2 separate regions of the Homo sapiens genome follow, and region 2 is linked to region 1. The links are chromatin contacts, found by Hi-C or POLR2A ChIA-PET in ENCODE. All regions are on one chromosome and are shown on one strand. Each heading gives the region's core, a stretch centred on a gene start or an enhancer-like site at or near the end of the contact. The rest is flanking DNA. Distances are from core to core; before and after follow the strand shown. Region 1 overlaps ZMIZ1-AS1 (ZMIZ1 antisense RNA 1). Region 2 overlaps ZMIZ1 (zinc finger MIZ-type containing 1).

The links. Hi-C counts contacts between places; a loop is a spot of excess contacts on that map. ChIA-PET counts read pairs that join two places held with the same protein, here RNA polymerase II (POLR2A). Pooled maps may share reads with other maps.
Region 2: a loop to region 1 is called in a pooled map, with 1.9 times the contacts of the local background. The contact joins two enhancer-like sites. A Hi-C loop is called at or near these places in 1 of 168 maps with a recorded cell type or tissue (thyroid gland) and 1 of 50 pooled maps. POLR2A ChIA-PET finds 5 or more read pairs at or near these places in 2 of 52 experiments (HepG2 and OCI-LY7).

The regions. Positions count from the first base shown.
Region 1 is chr10:78,952,042-78,954,741 of GRCh38, forward strand. All of the region lies in intron 8 of ZMIZ1-AS1 (ZMIZ1 antisense RNA 1), which reads right to left. Among named protein-coding and RNA genes, the nearest start is that of ZMIZ1-AS1, 110 kb to the right of the region's middle. Within about 2 kb of position 1,375, at least 7 of the 41 ENCODE cell types and tissues checked have a DNase peak (open chromatin) inside an H3K27ac peak, as active enhancers do.
Region 2 is chr10:79,148,832-79,151,531 of GRCh38, forward strand. The region is part of intron 3 of ZMIZ1 (zinc finger MIZ-type containing 1); the gene reads left to right. Among named protein-coding and RNA genes, the nearest start is that of ZMIZ1, 81 kb to the left of the region's middle. RefSeq lists silencers at 1,172-1,231, 1,292-1,371. Within about 2 kb of position 1,265, at least 37 of the 41 ENCODE cell types and tissues checked have a DNase peak (open chromatin) inside an H3K27ac peak, as active enhancers do.

The DNA.
Region 1 (2,700 bases), core at 125-2,624:
CTCTTCTCTGCCCCTCAAATTCCCATGCCACACAGTGGAATCAGAGAAAGTGTTCTAGAGAGGTGACATTTGAGTTGGAGTCAGTTAATCCTCTGGATTCATGAAACAACTTTCACATTCACTACAGCATGATATTGCTGAGGAGATGCCGGTGTTTATTTGAATAGCTGGTCACCAGACTGAGAACACTTTCAGGGCAGGGATCATGAACTATTTATCACTGTATCCTAGCAACTGACACAAGGTCTGGCCCAGAGCAAGTACTCACCTAGATGATCATGGGGATGGATGGATGGATGGATGGATGGATGGATGGATGGACGGATGGACGGACGGATGGATAGATGGCTTGATTGGAGGATAGATAAATTAATAGAGGGATGGATGAGGTTGGAAGGATGGAAGAAGAAGGAATGGATGAATTATTCATGTCAATAAGCACAAAACTATTCACCACTGACAGAGTATATTGAATGCCCTCTCTACTCTAATCTCAACACATTCAGCCAGTGACTTGAGAAGCTTCTCCTGATTGCATCCTCTACAATTTTTTGTTCTAGGTTGAAAAAGACCTGGCAGGTCCCTCTGGACAAGGGACAGAAAATGTGTCAGATGGGGTGGGAAAAGGACCCCCACCCAGAGTTGCTGAGCTCACATCCTGGAAACCCATGGCTGCACTCTAGGAAGAAGCAGGGCCTGCCCCATCCCCTGAGATGAGCTACGCAGGGAGGAGCCCACAGTTCCATCTTTCCATTAGCTAAGAACTCTTCCACGCCTGACCTCTCCCAGCCCCAAATTCTACTGCCCAAGATAATTGGAGCTGGGCCGGAGCCCAATGCTGCTTCAGCCCCAAAACCAAAACCACACTGGCTTGAGTAAGAGAGGCCTTCGGCTGAGCATCCAGGAGAGCCTGGGGCAAGAAACTTGACCAACACTTGGAGACAGCTGGAGGCAGCCGGGCCACCATCAGGGGGCAGGTTCTGAGAACCAGGGTTCTGAACGTGGGGCAGTGAGTGTGAGTCCTTCTCCAGGAGCACACAGGCTCTTCCTGAGGAGAGGCAGTGGTCCTGGCTTCTCGTTGGGTTCTACCCCACCCCTCAGCTTCTCTACCCACCCTGCAGCCTCACATCTGCAAGTGAGGCCCTGCCAAGTAAACAGCTGCAGCCCACGCTCCAAGGCTCCCCAATCCCCAGCACTACCCACAACAGCCAAAGCCACATCCCATCCGTCCCCCAACATGGGCCCGAGGGAGGGGAAATGCTCATTAATCACAGGGAGACAGCTTCCGGGCAGCCTCGAAGACAGGCCGAGGAGACCGGAGCTGGGAGGAAGCTCCCCACAAGGTCTCAAGGGAGGTCAGGGCTCCCACTCTGACCCAACACAGAATTTATCATCAGCCAGTGGCTTGCCTTCCAGGGCCTGGGGGAGTCCTTGAGAGTCAGCCAGCCCTGGCTGTGGGCCTGGGCATCCGGAGAGAAGAGCTGATGTGTCCCTCTGCCATCACACCTGCAAACTGGGAGAAGAGCTCGGGCACTACCTGTATGCACCACCTAGAGTAAGTCTTCACACTGTGGGGAGGATTCACACTGATGCCCACGCCCTTGCCCTCCATCCCTAGACCCACAGAAGAGAGAGTCAGCTGTGGTCTTTGGCCCAATCTGAGTCACTGGCAGATGGGTGTTATTGAGCTAGTGTGGTGTTTTTAAAAGTGATGCATTTGAATGTCTTTGGGTAGGATGTGCAGTCTTTAGCAAGACACACCCATCCCCACCCTCATTCCTATTCATGCCTTACCTGAAACCCACTCCTTCTTATACTTGTCACCTGCATGGTCTCTTGGGTCAGTCAGGATGGACTAGGTTTTGCTGCAGGAACAGCCAGCCCTCAAATCTCAGCGGCTTAACAAAGCAAATGTCAATTTCTCATTCACGGTACAGGTCAGATCTAGGCTGGCAGGGTCTCTGCGGCATGTGGGCTGCCAGAGGCTCCGTCCCACTGCGTGCTTCCATAATCCTCAAGGCAGGGGAAGAAACATGGCAAGTAATACTCTGCCCCTAGAGCCTCCACTCAGCAGTAACCCTCTTTGATTCTGCTGTCCTTTCATTGGCCAGAACAAATCACATGCCACACCCCTCAGAAGGGGCAGGGAATGGTGATCCCACCATGTGCCCAGAAGAAGAGAGAGCCAATTGGAATATTTGACCAGCCCTAATGTCGACCACGCCCAGGGAGGCAACACCTTGCAGCCCCTGGTAGACTGAGTGAGGCTCAGCCCTGAAAACTGCAGACACACAACGGCGGCCAGAGCAGCTTCAAACCCTCCCACGGACACTCCCTGAGCACTGTGCCAGGCCCTGGGAGCAGGCAGTGAGGAGCAGAGCCCAAACCTCATGCTCTAGGAGGAAAACACATCACAACACACGACACCCTCAGCTGAGTTGTGTCCGAGGGGCTGTTAGATGATTACGTCCTGTGGTGGGGCAGGGAAAACCACCATCTCCGCCATGCTTTCCCTGACCCCCTCGGCAGAGCAGACGGCATTTAGGATGAGCTTGAAGGAAATATAAGTGTCTGTCAAGTGGGTGGGTTGGGGGATGGCCTTAGGAGAAGCTAGTCAGGGGTCTAGCGAAGAGGGGTCTGGGAAGGATGCATGGTGTGGAGCGGCCCGTGTGGAGGAGGACAAGAGGAACAAGAAGGTGA
Region 2 (2,700 bases), core at 15-2,514, 200 kb after region 1:
TAGGGCCACAGACTTTAGGCCCTTGGCAGTTTCCAATTGAGTCCCTCCCGGGCTTTCCTCCCTGCAGGCAGAGCATCAAGCTGGGTCTGTACGTGGCCCCGCCAGGGCCTGTTTGATTGGGGTAATCTGGACAAGTCATCAGTGGCCTGCGCTGGCAGCCAGGGTGTGGCTAAAGTCAGTTCCTGCCTAAGCTGGGCTGACCCACCTTCTCACCACTCAGGAGCTCCCGGAGCCAGGAGGGACTGCTGTGAGTTTGCCTTCATGAGGAGGCCCTTGGGCTGCCTTTGGTACAGGCAGGAGACCTGGATCCCTGCTCTGTCCCTATCTCTGTCCCTGTCCCTGGGGTAATCTCGAGCAAGGCTGGGCCCCAGGCAGGCCCACACCCCCTCCCATCTGTGTTCATCCCCAGCACTAAGCCAAGAGGCTTTTGTCCCTGGTGGGCTGTCGGCCAGCTGGAAGAGTCCTCCTTGCTCTCTGGCCTATTTGCTTTCTGAGTCCCTCTGCCCTGGGAGAGCATGAATGGGCAGGAGAGGGGACTGGAGAGGGCTGAGGGCCTCTGTTCAGATCTCTGCCCTCACTGGGTCGGGCTGCCAACCTCTGCACTCCCACCATACCCCCAACCTGTGGACAGGTGAGCCTCCAGTTCCTGAGGCCACAGGGAATGGGCTGGATTCACCTGGAGGCCATGGGTAGCCTTGCAGCCCCTGGGCCAAGCTCCCCTCCCACCCAGACTCCTCCAGACACTTCAGGGGTTCAGGCATGCCAAGTCAGGGTGGGGTGAAGGGGTCTTTCTCTAGGCGCTGTGCCTGTGGTTGACATCACGTTGTCCTCATGTGGGGCTGCGTGGCCCCGTGGGGTGGCACGCCTTCTGCAAGAGCTCGCCCTCCAGGAAGTTCTGCATTCGAAGCCTGAACTTGGCCTTGGTTCACTCTTCCTCTCATCCTGGTCTCTTGGGCATGACTTCTCCCAGGGGACACTGCTGTCTGCTGACTTGGAAAGGCAGGGATTCAATCAGGGGCCCCCGCTCAGCTGTGTCTGAAGTGTGCCCTCCTGGGAAGAAAACCCAGCAGCACTTTTGTCGAGGCCTCACACTGGAAAATGAACGGTGGGAGGCCTAGAGGTAAGAGGCCAAAGGCCACTAAGCAGGCCAGCGTGGCCTGCCCACTCCAGCCCCCAGAAAGCATTGGTGCTTCTGAGGAGGCTTGCTCGGCCCTCCCTCTCCCCTGGGCTGGGTGGGGCCAGTGGGACAGGAAGCCAGGGCGGGGCTGGAGGATGGGGCTCAGGGTGGCCTGGGCCTGAGCCAGGGATGAGGCGAAACCCAACCCTGGCCTGGCCCCGGGCCGCAGCCGTGCAGGTCACTAGGCCTCGGCGAGTGGCCACCCGCCCACCCAACAGGAAGCCCTGCCCAGACACCACCTTTGCCCCACCCCGTATTCTCTACGGCTGGCACTTCTCCTATTTCCCATGAGAGCTGCTGCCAGGAATCCTGCCCTCTTGAGAAAGGAAGCCCGACCTCGGGCCGCCCTGCCTCTGGCCTGCGCTGACCCCCTCCCTGGGCCTCCCCGTGGTGGCAGCTCTGGGCCCACGCCCGTCCTGCACCCCCCACACATGCTAATGACTTATCTCCTCTCAGACAAAGCCTGTGACCCTTGGGGACCTAGCAGGAGAAACCTCACAGTGGGACTAGGCCTGGGAGCCAGGAGGCTGGGGCTCTTGGTCTGGGATCCTCCACCAACCTGCTGGTGCACCTGGGCAAGTCACTCAGCCACTCTGGGTCTCATCTGTAGAAAAACAGGGAGAGGCAGACGCTCTGCCCAGCAATGAGCATCCCATGGGATAAAGGGTTTGGGGTGGGTTGAATGTGTGCCCTGTGAAGACAGCCAGGCTTGGGGGGTGATAACACAAAACCTCCCCATCCACCCCTGTCTGCCTGGAAAGGAGCCCCTTCTCTCATCTCCCAGAAGCCGGGCGACGGAGCATGCCTCCGTCTCTCAGCTCTGCTCAGGGAGCTGGGCCAGAAGCAGGGATGGGGCTGTGCTGAGGGGCAGGCTGTCCCACCACCCTCCCAACCCCATCCTCTTCCTCCCTCCTGGTGGGTGCTCTCTGACCCATGACCCACCTCCCCAAGTAAGCCCAAGCCCACCTCAGTATCAGCAGGGGTAGCAGCTTAGGGAATCAACTGTGTCTTAAAGGGGGCCAAGCAGAGGGGTCAGGGCACCACGGGGAAAGACCAGAGTCGTTGTGACATTGGATGGGTTAAGACAGATCCGGGGGCCACCTTGAGCTCCTGGGCGAGCTGAAAGCTTGTCAGCAGCAGGGAAGACCAGGCACCTGAGCAGCCAAGCCCCTGCCATGGGGTGGCCACAGCTCAGACTCTGGTGGCCTTGGACACATTGCTGCTCTGAGCCTCAGTGTCTGCATCTGGCAAGTGGACCTTTCAGAGCCAGTGTCTTAGGGTGCTGTGAGAAGTCCTTAAGATTTGGGGACACAGTGCTGGGCCCCCTGCGGCCCTTCCCTTTGAATCAGCCTTTTCCCTGTGAGGGAAACATTACAGGTCAGGATTAGGACTAGATTTCGTAGGCAGTGGGGAGCCACTGAAAGTTCTTAGAGGAGTAGTGAGTTCATGGGGAGAGGAACCGGCAGCAGAGAAGCCTGGCACACTCATCCGGTGTTGGAGCCCTGATTCAAGAGGGGTCATGG